Linked DNA regions of Homo sapiens: region 2 is linked to region 1. A link is a loop called in an ENCODE intact Hi-C map of the cell type or tissue named here. Cell type or tissue: HCT116. All regions are shown on one strand. Each heading gives the region's core, and the rest is flanking DNA. Links, peaks and the distances in the headings are about the cores only.

Region 1 (8,365 bases), core at 227-8,226:
GCAGGAGCAAGGGAGCAAGGAAGCCCGGCCTGAGGGAAGGTGCGGAGGCAACAGGGCTGTGTCCCGTGCTCTGCTGGAGCTGCAGAGCCACTTGAGCTTCCGACCCCTCTTTACAAGGCTCCCTCCAGCTGCGGGGTTGAGAGTACACAGGACAGGGAGAATGAGAGTGGCTCCAAGGCTACGGCAATAAATAGGGGTGGGGCGGCAGCAGTGTAGACCAGGGACTGGAGTCTGGATCTACCTAGGGAGGGCACGGCCATTAGGATGTGCTGGTGGATCTGTGCAGTGAAGGAAGGAGAAGAGCCATGTGTAGTCACAGAGCCTCCATTTAGGGGCACCAAGATACCACTTAGTGACAGGGGGAGGTGGGAGAGCTGGCATGGGCTGTTGGGAGCCTAAAGCTGAGTTTGGACTCACCTCTCCCCAGGAATGCACTCAGCGAAACTCAGCTATACAATGCAGTTGCCCTTGGAGAGTCATCCCACTGTGTAACAGGCTAGGCTTTTGGTTCTACGTTGGTAGCGGAGCAGCCAACACAGACAAGGAGACACACACCACGGAGAATGCTCATGAAGAGCGGGGGCTCTGGCTTCAAAACCCAGGCTACCACTGTGTGGCCACCTAAGCTTGGGCAACTCATATAACCTCTGCGCTCCAGCATCCTTGCCTGAAAAAGGAGGGGAATAATGTCACCTGCAGATCATAGGACAGAAGAGTGAGCTAACGTGATCAACCAATCAATGGGTAGATGCATATGTACTACACAGAAATACACAGAGCTATAATTCTTCCCCCTGGAATACACTCAATTGATAACAAACCATGCCACAGGATTTTCAGAGTAACAGGATGCAAATCGACTCGAGTCCCACAAAATGCCATGCTGGAAAGTGCTCTAGGAGGCTACAGATCAGAAGAGCAAAGCAGCCTGGGCAGACAACCACGAAGAGGAGTGACCGGGGAGCTGGGGGTGGGAGGGAGGATTAGCAAAACCAAAGATGCCGGCAGAGCCTCTCACCAGGCAGGCCTGGGGTGCTCCTCCCAAGGGAGGCCAGAGGGCTGTGGGAACAGGTGTGGAATCAGCAAACCCACCCTGACCCCAGATGGTATCTGAGGGTACCAAGCAGTCAGTGTCGGCACAGACATCTTTGCCACACACTTGGACCACCGACCACAGATCACTGGGACCTCTGCTGGCTCCAGAAGTCTCCCTGGGTTGAGGGTGGCCAGTGGAGGATGGTACCGAGGGCCTGCCGGCATTGTCAAGGTGACGGCCCAGCCTGACCAGATGTGGCTCACCTCCCCACCCTACCTGTCCAGGCTTCTCAGCCATCCGAGGACACCCAGTACAGGCACACCCCTGGCTACAGCCAGCAGGCCAAAAGTATGTCGGAGAAGGTCTTCACAGGCCGGCTGGTACAGGCAGGCAGACCTGGAGGCATGGGCAGGGACCCCAGTGGCCATGGAGGGCAAGGTGACTCTAGTTTCGTGGAGCAGCCATGCATCTGGGTTATGTCCCCGTGCCTGCCTTCCCCTTAGTGGAGGGTAGCGGGTATACATGGCAGCTTCAGAAGTGTCACTCCCTGAACCAAGATGCACTTATCCCTCATCCTTTGTGAGCTGACTTCGATTTGGGTTGCAAGGTGCTCCCTGAGCCGAGGCCAGCACCTACCGTGAGTGGCTCCCCCTGGAGCGCCTGCAGGATGAAGTTGCTGACTACTCGCCCATCGTTCATGTGCATGCGTGGCCCAAAGGTGTTGAAGATTCTGGCCACTCGCACTTCCACGCCTTCCTGGAACAGAGAGAAGAGGAGGTCAGGTGTGCTCCCCTGTGTGGTCCACGCATCCACTTTGCATTTCCAGTGCCCTGCATGCAATGCAGAATGGAAACGTTCTGCTTTCCATTCCAAAATGGAAATGGCTTTTTTGTTCTGATTCCATAATGTGCTCATTATAGACCAATCGGGAGACTACACAGGGCTATACCAAAGAGAGTCAAAGCTGTCCCAGATCTCGCCACTGAAAGGCCACCAGCATTAATATTTTGGTAGAAAACCAGCCAAACAGTACAAGGAGGAAAAACGTGTATTTATATAATTTTTTTTCCCAGTTAAATATATATTTTCCAAAATGGGATCATGTTATGAATATGCTTTTCTAATCTTTTTCACATAATATATTGTGCAAATTAATCACTCAATAGAGATTTAGATGTCAATGAATATTTAATAGCTAGGGAGAAATACAAGAAAGCTCTCTATCTTAGGAAAAGGGGACACAGAAACGTTCTTACTGAGTGAGCTTGCATCTACACTCCCAATCTATTTTACTAAAAAACATCTGTTTTAGTGAGAAACTAAATACAACTTAGTGCCCAGTATAGGTTATTAGCTAATGGCCTGGAAAGAGAAACATACTGACACTGTTTAAATAGTCATCCCTCCTGTTCATTTTCACCTCTATGTTCATTTTCAAGTATTTTTAATGCTTCTATTTTTACTACAATGAACATGTATTACTTTTGTAATCCAGAAAAGCCTGTTTTCAAATATGCAATCATGGAAGTGCATACTTGAATAACAAAAGCCTGCTCTAAGTGATCGTGTTAATTATTAACTTCACAGACTGCTTTGCCATGGATGGAAAAATTAAATGTTTTTATCACAAACTCTGAATTAGTGGGCTTTTACAGTGTATACGTATCTAATGTTTGATCCACTGCAGAACAAACGTGCACTTTCTGGGCACCTGAGGGCAGGGAGCCTGGGGCGTGAGGACCTGGGCTCTGCTTCTCACTGCGCCCATGTGTCCGCCGTTCCCGCTCCACCGCTCACTGCCCAGGCCTGCCACTGACTCGGTCGCAGCAAGACTGGGAAAGAAGCAGTACTCACCTGACCGCCTCAGTGTTCTAAGACTGAAGCACAGGCCCAGTGGCTGTATTTGGTGCCAGTTATCACTACCAGCTGAAACAGTTCTTTTTTCAATTTCGGCCAACACCTTAGGCTGGCATGGGTTGGGAATGGGAATCCAATGAACCCTTAGCTAACAAGGCTTACTTAGCACAGAATTTCTCCACCAGTATAGCGAGTTAAAGGGCATGAACCACGAGCCCCAGAGGCCCCATCAGCCCTCTCAGTGGCTGGAGTGACACGGCCGCCACCTCGGCCCACAGCAGGCTTGTCAATTTCCCTAGGGTGTTCCACAAACCCAGGCGGGTTTTTAAGTGTGCTGTGATATGAAAAAGGGTGAGAGGCATGGAAGCACACAGTTAACTTTTAGAAGCCAGAGTGCTTTATTTGTGCTAATTCTTCCTAGTAATACACTGTAATACTTCACGTGAGCCACTCAGATACTCAGGACAAAGATATGAGCTAAGTCCAAGAATAAATCAACCCTTTTCTCCACCGAACTAATGAGTGTATTAAAAAGGGTGGGGAGCAGAGATGCTGCTCTCAACAGAAAATGACTCAGAAGTACCCACTTGCATTTAATTGATAAGATGAGGAAAGAAAGTGAATGGATGTGGCTTTATTCTAGGAAAAGACTGGAAAAACCTCAGCAAATTTACAATAATCAACGCAATGTGCCTGGCAGGGGAAAAGCTCAATGGGTTAGGCAAAATTTGCAGCAAATCAAATGCTTTTATCTTCTTGACGTTCCCTTTCCACAAAACAATATTCCGGAACATGGCCTCATTAGGATCAGCAGACATTAAGTGTCCAACCCATAAACAGGCTTGCTTGCTGTGGCTTTTCTATTTGGGCCTGTAATGGTTCAGCAACAGAGGGCAGCCCTTCTATACAGGTGCAACAGCCGTTGAGTGCAACAACACTTCCAAGAACACGAGCTCTCAAGGCTGGTCTACACCAATAAGACAAGCTACTCATGAAGCCTAAACTCCTTACATGAAATAGACAGGAACCCGAGGCTCACTCCAGTTAAGCCCTGCTCTCCTCTGGGATGATGGTGTCTTCTGGAGTTTGTATGCCCATCTATCCCTTTCTAGGTAGCATCAGGGAACCCTTGGCCTTCACACAAAGGCGACCCCCAGTCAATATGTATAGTCCACTTGCTGCTGAATCCTCATTCTCACTGGTCCTCACGGTGGGACCATGTGGGCAGGCAGGGGGACAGTCGATGGATGCTGACACCACTGTTGATGGTGGCAGTTCAGTTGCCACCCACATGCATGGATTGGAGAAAGGTATTCCTCATCTCAGATCTGAGGCAAGGTCCAGGGTCTGACCCAAAGCCACCTTCCTAAGAAGGGAAGAACCAGGCTGAAAACCCAGGAAGTACACACCAGGCAACGCTGTCTCATTTAAGGAAGAGCCCACCTCTGAAGGACCAAGAAGCAAACACATTCATGAACCCCTGACTCCCACACAATGTTCTGCCTGCGAGTGGTCAGGCCCTGCTGACACTGAGCTGGTGCCTTTGAGCATAGACAAAGCTGTCAGTCAGAAAGCTAACTGCTGATTCATCCTAGGCATGGCTGGATTTCACTTTATGCTCTGTGGTTTTGTCCCCTATGGTGGCCCATGAGTCATGGACAGCTCCAAGCATCAGGAAGGTCAAGACAACTCCTACAAGCCTGAGCTGCACCAACATAGAACCAATGGAAACTTAGGATGGATGCTGAGGGACCTGCAAAGGGTGGAGGCTGGAATGCCTGGATGGCCTCGTCTCATCCTGGGATTCATTATCCCAAGGAAGTCACTTCAGTTTCTAAGACTTAAGATCCTAATCTTTGAGATGAGGACAATAATATCCATTCCACCTACAACACAGGGGTTAAAACACTGAAACTATTTTGAAAACTGCCATCATTATTATCTACCTCCAAGGGATGGTTCTCAACCCAGTAATTGCCCTTGACCTCTGTCCCCAGTTTTCTGATGACACTAATTTACTTTGAAGTGACAGTGACCACGTGTGGAATAGCTCACAAACATTGCCACAAGGACACTAGGATTGCAAGGAACAGGCTGAGGCTCCCAAAGGCCCTTTGGAAACACGAACTAGGCTGGAACAGTGTAACTGGCATCAAACGCCTCCTTGCCTCATTCGTAGCAGCTGAGAGAGGGGTGAGGGCTTGGGTATGCAGGTCCTGAGACGTGGAGCCAACTAACAGCAGGCCTGACAGGCAAGAGGTGACCCAAGAGGAGTAATGAAGGTACAGGGATTCCTCCCTCCCCAGATATCTCCCAAGGACAGAAATGTTACCAGCAGGGATTACACGGTGTACAGAGCACCTCTGACAGAAGTGATTTTATCTTAGAAAATGACTCCATTTCACATTTCAAAAGGCATCCAGCCAACACGGTCCAGATATTTGCATAATCAACAGAGACAACACCCAACCAGATTAAGGGCATAACCCTTTACTGTCAGTCCTCACCAAAGGACTCAAGGGCGGTAATGAGCAGGACTTCTACAACTCGAGATGGCCATCTTGACAGACTCCATCTTGCTGTCACTCATGATCAGCACCCAGCATCTGCCGCCAAAGACTGCCCAAATCAAGGGCTCTTCCATGCAAGATGATGCTGCCTGTCCAGATAAGCCCAGGACCCTCTCTTTGTCCATGTCACTGTCCTTGGACTAGTTCATTAACCCCTTTTCCTCTCCCCGTGTCTCTTGATGTTAAATGTTACTCTGTTTGATGTGGACTGCTTAATCTAAACATTTATATATTAAGTACACTACTAGGTATGGTTTGCAGTACTGACTGAGCTGTGGAGTGGCTTGAGCCTGTGTGACCACAGCTCTGATTACCGAGTGAATGGAAAACACTAAGAAGTTCCTTCTGGGAAACTGCATGGAGCACATGGATTTTATGATGGAAATAGTATCAATAAAAGCCTGACCTTGTGGAAAGACACAAACGTTCATGGACCTGGTTATGTCTGACCTTGCCCTGCTCACGACACATGGGTTCTCCCTCAAAATTTCTTTTAAAATGCAACCATTCAGTGGAGAGTACAACAGGTCCCCAAATAATATCATTTCATGATAATACTGATGAGAAAAAAAATCACCTCCTGGCTGGGGCTACTGTCTGCACGCAGCTGGCATGTTCTCCTCTCCCCACGTCTGTGTGGGTTTTCTCCAGGTATTCTGGTCTCCTCTCACATCCCAAAGCTGTGCATGTCAGACAAGTGGGCTGTTCCAGTGGTCCCAGTGTGAGTGAGTACGCCCTGTGAGAGGTTGGCATACTGTCCAGGGCAGGCTGCTGCCTGGAACCTGGAGCTGCTGCGATAGGCTCTGGCCACCTGAGAGCCTGTCAATAATTATCTTGCTTTTATTAATCTTCCTTAGGTGGATAGCTCACATTTATTTCAAATCCTTAATATTAGAAGTGTTTTAGTCTTTATTTAGAATTTTGGTGATGTTTTTGTGACCAGAAATATGCCTGGGAACTTAACTCTTGTTATAGCAATTAGCCTGTGGTACTGCTGATTTTGTTCTATGTCCTTCTGCTTAAAGTAGCAGTTTCCAAGAACCTGCTGATGGTGTTAAGTGATGACTTACTGTGCTATATCAAGCCACCGAACACTGTAACGTGATCACTATATTCGCTGACGGAAGGTTCTATTGATAGAAGGTGGAACAGAGCCCTGCATAGTGGGAGCAGGTCCTGAAGGAGGTGCCTGGGCATATTCACCTGTAGGGAATGGAATGGAGAAATGCCAGGAAGTGCACCAAGGTACAGCAGCCCAGGCTCTCTCTGACGCTTCTCTCAGAGAAGTATATGCACATCCCTAAAGCAACGGAGTCAGGCTGTGAGGGCTGAACCCCCTAACTCCCCTAGGGCCTGTCATGCATACATCTCGATGGGTTCTGCTCCCTACCTGTGGATAAAACTAAGGCGACTGCAGAATGCACAGCTCACTGTGCTGAAGCACGATTCTCAAAGGTGCTAAAAGGTTCAAGTTGACTCGAGGGGTTGGCTGAGGAAGGGGGTCCAGGAGGGGTGTGTCTGCATCTGTTTGGCCATCTTCCTCAGCACTCCTGCTTCAGCATCAACAATCAGCTGACCTTCCTGAGGTTTGCTCTGCAGCAGGCCAGGAGGGGTGGATATCACTCTGCCAGTGTCTAGGTGGGACACCTGGGATGTGGCCAGCAGGCACCCAGTGAGTCACAGGGCCAGGAAGCCAAGCTGCTACTGGGCAGGTCCAGAGGACAGGACGGGCCTCCTGGGGTGTGAGTCCTAGCCATGGAACACTGCACCTGGTTTGGCTGCTTACTTTTTTTTTTTTTTTCCAACTCAGGTAGAATATATATACCAACTCCGACTTTTTCAAAAGTACTTTGATGCCAGGAACTAAAACAAAACCATACCTTCAGGGCCATTAGACTAGGTGATTTCTGAGTTTGCTTTCTTTCCACTCTGCCATTTGCTGGTTTTATGAATGGAGGCTTGTTTTGCAGATCCAGCCCAGTGGGTGGGCCACAGACCTCAGAGTCAGACTCATGAGGGGGCGAACTCAAATGCACACTAAGCACTGACCGCAGCCTACGGGAGAGGCCCCCACATTTATCAAGCCACTGAGTCCAAATGCACACAGAGGCGGCAATTTAATTCCTCCCTGGCAAGTTCTAACTATTCGGGAAAGGCTCTGCCCTTTGATCTCAACCTCCATCTCACTCCATCCCACGAAAAAAAATTCCAGGGAGCTTCTCTTTTTCTAAGGGGTGTGTGGTAGATTTTTCTGGAAAGTAAAATTCTATTTTGACTACATTAGGACATTTCATTCATTAAAGAAACTCAGAAGAGAATCCTTAGGAAAAGAGAAATTTTTCTATAAAAAAATTATTCCTACATCTATCTTGTTTATATTTTCAATCTTTACATATTATTCAGAGTAAGACATATCCACATACTATATAGGATCTTGACAATAAAATCACAATTTATACTTAAGGGGGATATGTTATTATGTATAAGGAATTAATTAAAGTTGTTAAAATAATGAATTAAAAATATGCCAGACGTACTATTCCACCTGGTTCATCCTCCTTGATTTTATTTGTCTCCAGATAGCATAAATCCTAACACACAAAGTTTTAAATTTTCTCCCCAAACTATCTCAAAAGATCACACATTTAGAACTATAAACTGACAAGGTCACAGTGCAGCTCCTGTTGCTGAATCTCCCAGCTGAGAGGTGCAGGGGTGATGCTACTGCAGGCGCATGAACCACTCATTCTGGGCACTGTCCCACAACTGTGCGAGCTGCAAAGGAGCCTTGGCGCCTTTGGACTTGGAGCTGCATGGTCTCCTCTTGCTCACTCACGCTTCTTTACCTGCTTCAGCCTGCAGGGACAGCCAGGGAGTGTGGGGAGGAGCAGGCCCCACAGGT
Region 2 (8,365 bases), core at 198-8,197, 470 kb after region 1:
TGTTAAATGCATTTTTGACTTGGATAGTTTCAACTTAACCATGGGTTTATCGGGATGTAACCCCATTGTGTAAGTTGGGTTGCATCTGTACTTTGAAAGTAACATTCTTCATCATGCACATAAAAACTCACTCCACTTCCAGTTCCTTTAATTCCTTAGATGACTGTGTCATTTGGAAATGAGGACAAAGTAGTAGTCATCTATGAGACCCATTGTTGGAAGCTTTCTAATTTTCTTATGAGAGTATCCATCACTTGAAAAGCTGAAATAGTATAGCATTTTTTATGGGCAATGTATGAGAAACTGCTATAATTGGCTCTAGATTTATAGCAAATAAGACAATAAATACAGCAAACTGGATTGGTTTTTAAGGCAGCAGCCATTGTGAAACAAAAAAATGAGATTGATATTTTCAATCTCAAAATGACTATGTTGTAAACTGTTTAGAGATCATCTATTATCAGACTAAAAGTCAAACAATCTGGAATTTCTCTTAGATTTTCAAAGATGATTGGGAGATGGACTCAGATGGCACCATGTGGCAAGAATTCATAAGATTACACACGCTGTTTGTAAATTGACCTTTAAATATTAGGCTTGACGGAGAGACAAGTGTATGGGCAGATTTGAATTCAGATAAAGAAAGAATGTGAAAGTATCTGTGTAAACTGTAAACTAAGTTATCGATACAGTGTAGGTTTTTTTCTGCACATAAACACGATGTACATGATTTCAAGCTAGCTCAAATTTATGAAAACTCCCAGACAGCATGAGAAATAAGAAGGAAGCAAGAGAGCAACACTTCCCCTTGCTTGCTGCCCTGTGGGTCATTGCTCGCTAACGTCCAAGGTCAAAGCCCTTGGCCGAGGGGCACTGCTGGCAGCCTCTGGGCTGGCTGACAGAAAAATACACTACCACTTTTCATCTTGGTGAGTGGTCTGGCGACCTAGGGTCAAAACCGCAGCTAAAGAGATCTGCTGACAAAAAGGCAGAGTGGAAATTATCTAGATGAATCCAACCAGCTGTTAGAAAAACAGAACAACCCTGCTCTGAAGGTGACAGCAGAGGCCAGCCAGGCGTCTGTCTTTTTCCTCGGACTGGGGCCAGCTTTAAATGCAGCCAAATCAATCCATTGTACAACGGTGAACCAGCCAGTCCATGGTGCCTCTGGTTATCTCTAGGATCATCTCGTATGTTGGTAGCTGGGGAGATTGTGGCACCCCATAATAACCAGGCAGCCTGCTCTCTTACACAGGTGCATAGTGGATGCTGCTGCTCAGAGGCTTTCGGGAGTGGCCCTTCCAGAACCCTCTGAAGGTCTATACTCCAGGCATCTGAGGTTCCCCACCAAGGGTTTTGTTTGCTCTGTTTCATGCTTGTAACATGCCAGAAGTGCAGGGCAGTTGACACCACCAGGAGCAGCCACTAAAGCAGGTAACAAGAGCCGGTGTGCCCAGCATCCTTGCCTTCAGGAGAGGCAGCCCTGGGGTGTGTCCACACTGTCCAGGAGACCCAGCCGGTTGGGGCCCCAGCTGCCTACAGAGGAAACCACTCATGAGCATGCCTTATATCCCTCTCCTCCCCTCCCCTCCCCTCCCGTCCCCTTCTTTTCCCCTTGTTGAAAGACTTTCACTCATAAATCCACAAATCAGAAAAAATTCTTCGTTGGGCCATACGTCCATCTTTTTTCTTTAAAATACTGTTTCTGCAATATTAAGCTTAATTACTCCTATCCGGGTTATACTTAATGCTAAATTGTCGTAATCTTAGTGCCGAGTCCCCCCAAGCAACTGCAGTTTTGCTAGAAGCTCTTTAGCTCAGCTCCTCTGAGGGCTCTGCCGTCTGTCCCTCAGCTTCCATGTCCTGTGGCTCCCCGGATGGCAGTGGCTTCCTCAGCCCCTGCAACGTTACCTTTTATGCTTGTGGATTCTAATGTCTACCAAGCAATCCTCACTTAGACTCAAGGAAGAAAACTGGGTGAATACCCCAATCTCGCTGCAAGGCCCACACCTCACAGGTGATGACAGGGGCAGGAAGGAAGCCACACTGAGTGGAGGGTGCTGCCGTGAGCCTGCCCACCGCGTCCTGGTTTAGTCGCTAAACTTACATTTCCCTGATCTTGTCAGAAGTTCTCTCTAGGGAGGAAATGTTTTGGATATTCACCTCATTTTGATGGTGAGCGGCTTGAAGCAGTTTGGAAGTTGCTGTCAGTACCGAAGCCCTTCAGATCTTCACGCTAATTTCCGTACAAAGAACTGCTAGGGAAATTCCTACTCTGTTTCTCATCTTTATTGAAGCTTAAACTCAAATCCTTGAGCCTGTGAAACATGTCCTTTTCCTCTATAGACGCTTCATTTTCACAACCCTGCACGAAAACTGCTTAGAAGCATTCCTTTCCATCTGTCACCCTCCTTCACTTGGGTTTCTTCATTCCTAGTAGGGTTTCTTCAATTACCTTCTGCAGAATAGCACTAGGTCCAGTCCCCAGGGATCGGCAACGTATAAGCCCACAGCCAGCACCGCAGTGGAGCCTTCTGTTCCTTCCCATCCCTGATGAGATGAGAAACTTGAGTGGCAGATTTGCTGGGAACCGGATCGCAGGGTTGCTTTTTAGCCACCCCTGTCTATCAATCTGCCTTTTCCCTCAGCATGTGCGCAGTAATTTATCCAGCTCTCCTTCACTACACTTTGTTTGGAGTGTGTGTGTGTGTGTGTGTGGGAGAGAGACAGAAAGACAGGGACAGAGAGAGAGACAGAAAGATAGAGACAGAGAGAGCTACAGAGAGTTAACTGAGATACAGAGACAGAGGTCAGAGACAGAGAGATAGGGAGATACAGAGACATAGAGACAGACAGAGATAGAGACAGAGATCAGAGACAGAGAGAGGCAGATAGACAGACAGAGATACAGAGACAGAGACAGAGAGAGACTGAAAGATAGACACCCGCCCCCCCACACACACAACGTATTTCTTCAATCAGTTTCATTTCCATACCATAGGTTTTATGCTTAGGGGAAATCTCATTTCTTCCAGATAACCCTGGGCTTTTCAAGCCTCTAGTCTAAATTGCTTCTGTGAGGATTCATTTATCTCTTTTTCCATAACCTGAGTTTTGAACTTCTTGTCCGTTTTCTCCTCCCAGTGCTTTCTTTTCCTTTTAGCCTGGGAATGGAGTTTTAAAGCTGAGAGTCTAGGTGGACCGCAGGGGAGTCCTGCACAGCACCGCCTCCACCCCACGCATGGCAGGGAGACCTCGCTCTCTCCGCGGGCCCTAGAGGTGCTGCGCTGCTCGCGGCCGGCAGGAGGAAGCGGGCCTCCCTGCTGTTGCCTAGGATATGTCCCGAGGTGCCTCCCATCGGACATCTTACGTGGGTGTTTTTGCTGATGCGTTTTTGAAGCTCAGTTAGGTCAAGGAAGTGCCTATCTGTGATTGAGCTTGGGAAGCACTCAGGACATATCTGGCATTTTTCTGGCTCATAACCAAACAAATCACAGCGCCCCTCCACCACAAAAAAAAAAAAAAAAAAAAGAAAAAAAAAAGAAACAAATGCCTTGGCTTGTATGTATGGAGTAAACGGACCAAAGTGGGGTCAGATATCTGCTTCTGTGAGTTCGTTCAAGTGGGGAGAATCCTCCTAACTGCAAGTGGGGCTTGAGCAGATGCCCGTGCCCGGCTGATTCTCCTACATGGAAAACTTCCAATTTCGCTCGGATTCAGGCTGCTTCTGGAGCTAGTCTCCCAGCTGGGGGAAGTGAGCGGATGCTGCCATCTAGAGTCAGGATGAGGTAAAGCGGCCAAACCCCTTGGGTTAGCGTTTTCTATTTCCTCTCGCTTTAGAATTCTCTCATTATTTGTTTTATATTCTTACATCGCATTGACAATACCCGGAGGAAAGAATTCCAGGCAATGATTCTGTCCTTAGCTGTCTGGTGGGATGCTATTTATTCACATATCTATAGACTCCCCATGTGTGCCTTGCACAGTGCCAAAATCTCTGAATTCAAGTAGACAATAAATATTCTTGTCAAATAATCTGTGCCCTAAGGTCACTTATTAAATCAGTTATTTAAAAGGAATGAGTTTATCTGTGAAACCAATTTTAGAAAGGATGATAGCTGGGTCATTGGTTACATGCATTTAAAATGCTTACGTATTTGACAAATTCCAAATTCCAAAGAGGCGGCGCCTGTTTACCTCTAACAGTGTGTAAGGGTACCTTTCCCTCCAACACTGCAAACATTGTGTATGGTCAAGCTGGTAAAACAATTTTTACTTGGATATGTGAAAAAGGATCTCTTATAATAACTAGTTCGTGAATTTTAAAATGTGAGGTTGAAATTGCTAAGAACTTATTTAAAGTCATCTATTTATGTATTTATCTATTTAGGATTGTGTCCTATCATGTCATTTGCTTTATTTTTATTAGGTTTTTGTTTTACTTTTTGCTATTGATTTGATACTTTTTTTATGTCATAAGGAAATTGGGTTTTCGTTAGATTCCTTGTAAACACAGTTTCTCCAGTTTTCACTTGACTTTTGCATTTGCCTATGTTTTGAAAATAATTTTGTCTTGAAGGCATTTTGAAATACTCTGGTTATGTCCATGCATCTTCTCCTTTATGGCTTTTGGCCTTGGGAGTACTGTTGATCTAGATAAAGAGATAAACAGAGTCCTGGCGCCTAGCTAGTGATAAATCATTTGCTGAATGATGAGTCCTTCCATGAAGCCTTTTTGTGATTGTGCTGATTTTGCATCCTTCAGATGATCAGTGCGGATACTTTCCCTGCCCACACTAGAAGACCATTGGCCATGCCCATGGCAAGGAATAGAGTGGAGGGAAGTCCCAGGGCGTCAGGCTCCGGCTCCACTTCTCTGCAATGCTCCTGGCAGGTCCTGCATGCCTCCTGTGACTGCTGTACCTCAGGTTCCCTCCTTTCCTGGTGTCAAAACTGTGGCCTCAGGTATGCACTCCCATCAAACATAGCACAATCCACAAAGAGGCTATGTCTTTCCATCAGTGCTTTTCAAGAATTAGGAGGCTTCTTTAAAACAGCACCTCACCTGTCATGGCCCAAGTGCGTCAGGTGCCTGTGCGTGGAAACACAGAAGCTGGAAGAGGCCTTGGCGGGCTTAGGATGGAGCGAACCTCAGCTCTTCAAAGGCAGGGATGCCTTAGGCATCTAAGGCAGATCTGTTAACAGAATAGTCAGTCCTCAGGTTAGCTGTCGGACACCTTTTAAGTAAGAAGGGCCCACTGATGTGGTGGCAGTGAGAGGTGACAGCAGCCTAGCAGCCCTCGCTCACTCTCAGCGCCTCCTGGGCCTCGGTGCCCACTCTGGCCGCGCTTGAGGAGCCCTTCGGCCCGCCGCTGCACTGTGGGAGCCCTTCTCTGTGCTGGCTGAGGCCGGAGTCAGCTCCCTCTGCTTGCGGGGAGGTGTGAAGGGAGAGGCGCCGGCGGGAACCGGGACTGAGGGCGGTGCTTGCCAGCGCAAGTTCCAGGTGAGCGCGGGCTCCGCGGGCCGCGCACTCCCGGGCAGTGAGGGGCTTAGCACCCGGGCCAGCAGCTGTGGAGGGCGCGCCAGGTCCCCCAGCAGTGTGGGCCCGCCCACGCCTTGGTCGAATTCTCGCTGGACCTCAGCCGCCTCCCCGTGGGGCAGGGATCGGGACCTGCAGCCCGCCACGCTCGAGCGCCCCACCTTCCCGCAGTGGGCTCTCGCGCAGCCCGAGCCTCCCTGACCCGCGTTGCCCCCTGCCCTGGGGCGCTACCCCCTGCTCAGGGGCGCTGGGTCACCTCCACCGCCCAAGGGCTGAGGAGTGCAGACCTGCGGCCTGGGGGACTGGCGGGCAGCTCCACCTGCACCTGGGGCGGGATCCTAGTGCGCTGGATCCTAGGGCAGGGGATACACTAGGGGAAACCAGCTGAACCCCTGAGTCAGGTGGAGACTTGGAAAACTTTTATGTCTAGCTGGAGGATTGTAAATGCACCAATGATCACTCTGTGTCTAGCTTGGGGTTTGTAAAGGCACTAATCAGTGCTCTGTGTCTAGCTAATCTAGTGGGGACTTGGAGAACTTTTGTGTCTAGCTAGAGGATTATAAATGCACCAATCAGCACTCTGTGTCTAGCTCAGGGATTGTAAACACACCAATCAGCACCCTGTCAAAACGGACCAATCAGCTCTCTGTAAAATGGACCAATCAGCACCCTGTCAAAACGGACCAATCAGCTCTCTGTAAAACAGACCAATCAGCTCTCTGTAAAATGGGCCAATCAGCAGGATTTGGGTGGGGTCAGATAAGGGAATAAAAGCAGGCTGCCTGAGGCAGCAGTGGCAATCAGGTTAGGTTCTGTTGTGGGGCTTGTATGGCTTGTTTTTTTTAATATTCGCAGTAAAGCTTGCTGCTGCTACTCATTTGAGTCCGCAGTGCTTTCATTTGAGTCAGCTGTACCACTGACTGCAGAGGTTTGCTGCTTCACTATTGAGGCCAACGGGAGTACGAACTCACTGAGAGGAATGAACAACTGTGGACGCGCGGCCTTGAGAGCTGTAACACCGCGAAGGTCTGCAGCTTCACTCGTGAAACCAACAAGACCACGAACCCAGCAGAAGGAAAAACTACGAACCCTTTCGAACATCAGAAATAACAAACTCTGGTCACACTATCTTTAAGAATTGTAACAGTCACTGTGAGGGTCCGCAGTTTCATTCTTGATGTCAGTGAAACCAAGAACCCACCAATTCCGGACACAGCACCAGGTCCAGATTGGCAAGAAAGGACCCTGGGCTTGCTCAACCGAGAGGGACAGGAGAACTGGGAGGGCAGCCTTAAGGAAGGGTGTGACCCAGAGGCTGGGCCAGGGGGCGGAACCATGAAGGACGAGCGTAATGCCTGGCTCCTTCCACCTCTGTTCATCACCACTCTTTTTGCTGTGATTCCAACAACATTTCCTATACGTGAAAACATTTTGAGGGAAGACTCACGAGAATCGTTTCACGAACTTATAAGCAAGAGTTCAGAGAAGTCCCAACGTAGAAAGTAAGTAGATAAAAGTCAATTGTTTTCCTTACACTGCAATAATAATGTTGAATATGTTATGGAAAATATTTTGTTTACAACAACAAATAGACTAAGCCAACAGAAGCCATAAAATCGTAGATAAAAAAACTGGTATTTACCGGAGGATCACAAAAGATTTCAGTAAAAGGAAAGATAGTATTTCTGCAGGGAAGAGTACTGCAAGTATGTCAATGCTTTTGACAATGATTTTATATTTGTTACTTAGAATGAGAGGTAGGTTGTGAGCAGGTATGTGTTTGGGGAAGGTAAGTTAATAAGCGTGGAGTTAAATGAGTGGAATGGGGTACGGTGTAGATAGTGCGTGGGTTTACACGGGGTGTAGGTGGGTAGTGGGGTCCGGTAGGTAGTTGAGTGAGTCAGGGCCGAGGGTAGCGAGTTGTGTGGGCTAGGGGTGGATACTGAGTAGGGGACGGCAGCGTGTGGCTTAGAATTGTTGCTTGAAAAATACTCTGCTTTGTTGAGAAGACTGTTTTGAATCTAGTTGTGTTATACTATAGTAGCAGTAGAAATTTTAATTGCTTTAAATAGATTTTATGTATGTATTTATGTATGTATGTATTTCATTTATGTATGTATGTAAGAGGGTCTTCTTACTCGGTGGCTTAGGCTCAGTGCAGTGGTGCCATCAAGGCTCACTGCGGACTCAAAATCCTGGGTTAAAGCAATTTTCCCACCTCAGCCTCCTGAGTAGCCAGGACTACAGTATCATCATGCTCAGCTAATTTTGTATTTTTGTAGAGACGGGATATTGTTGCTTGTAGATGTTGCCCAGGCTGGTTTGGAACTCCTGACCTCAAGCAATTTTCGTGCCTCGGCTTCCCACGTAATAACTGCGTGGGTTTAGATAGTGTGTGCTGTTGGTTTTTCTAGGTGACATTTGAGAGTTTAATTATTTTGCCTCATTTTTCTTTGGCCATACAGATCTAGCCAAGCCTAGAATACTCAGTTTGGCAGAGGACAATTGGTCCCTTTTCTTTCCTTTTTCTTTTTTTTGTTAATGGGATTTTAAAAAAATGTATAATTGACACATTATCATTGTACAAGTGTATGGGGTACAGTGTGATGTTTCAATGCACACAATGATCAAATTGGAATAATTACCACATCCATTACTTTAGACGTTTATTCTTTGTGGTGACAACATTGAGTATCTTCTGGTTATCTTGAAATATACACTACATTATTTCCTATGGTCACCCTACTGTGTAACAGAAATCATTCCTCCTAACTGTGACTTTGCCCGGATGACCAACTTCTCTGGTTCCCTGCCTCCCCCCTGCTC

Evidence for each region. Peaks named below come from ENCODE experiments on the same cell type or tissue, not always from the same donor. Only the 100,000 strongest peaks of a DNase experiment are listed, where the experiment ranks them.
Region 2: a loop joins it to region 1, with 3 times the contacts of the local background. A loop is called at or near these places in 79 of 110 quality-filtered maps.

Annotation. Positions count from the first base shown.
Region 1 is chr2:106,110,974-106,119,338 of GRCh38, forward strand. UXS1 (UDP-glucuronate decarboxylase 1) reads right to left here. Exons shown (of 15, transcript NM_001253875.2): 10 at 1,673-1,792. Among named protein-coding and RNA genes, the nearest start is that of ECRG4, 49 kb to the left of the region's middle. In HCT116, for the core only: no CTCF peak of the experiment used is centred there; a DNase peak (open chromatin) is centred at 4,518; H3K4me3 peaks cover 717 bases; H3K27ac peaks cover 670 bases.
Region 2 is chr2:106,578,973-106,587,337 of GRCh38, forward strand. No RefSeq gene overlaps it. Among named protein-coding and RNA genes, the nearest start is that of CD8B2, 96 kb to the left of the region's middle. In HCT116, for the core only: a CTCF peak has its summit at 3,767 (motif pointing left); DNase peaks (open chromatin) are centred at 3,339 and 3,729; H3K4me3 peaks cover 893 bases; H3K27me3 peaks cover 32 bases.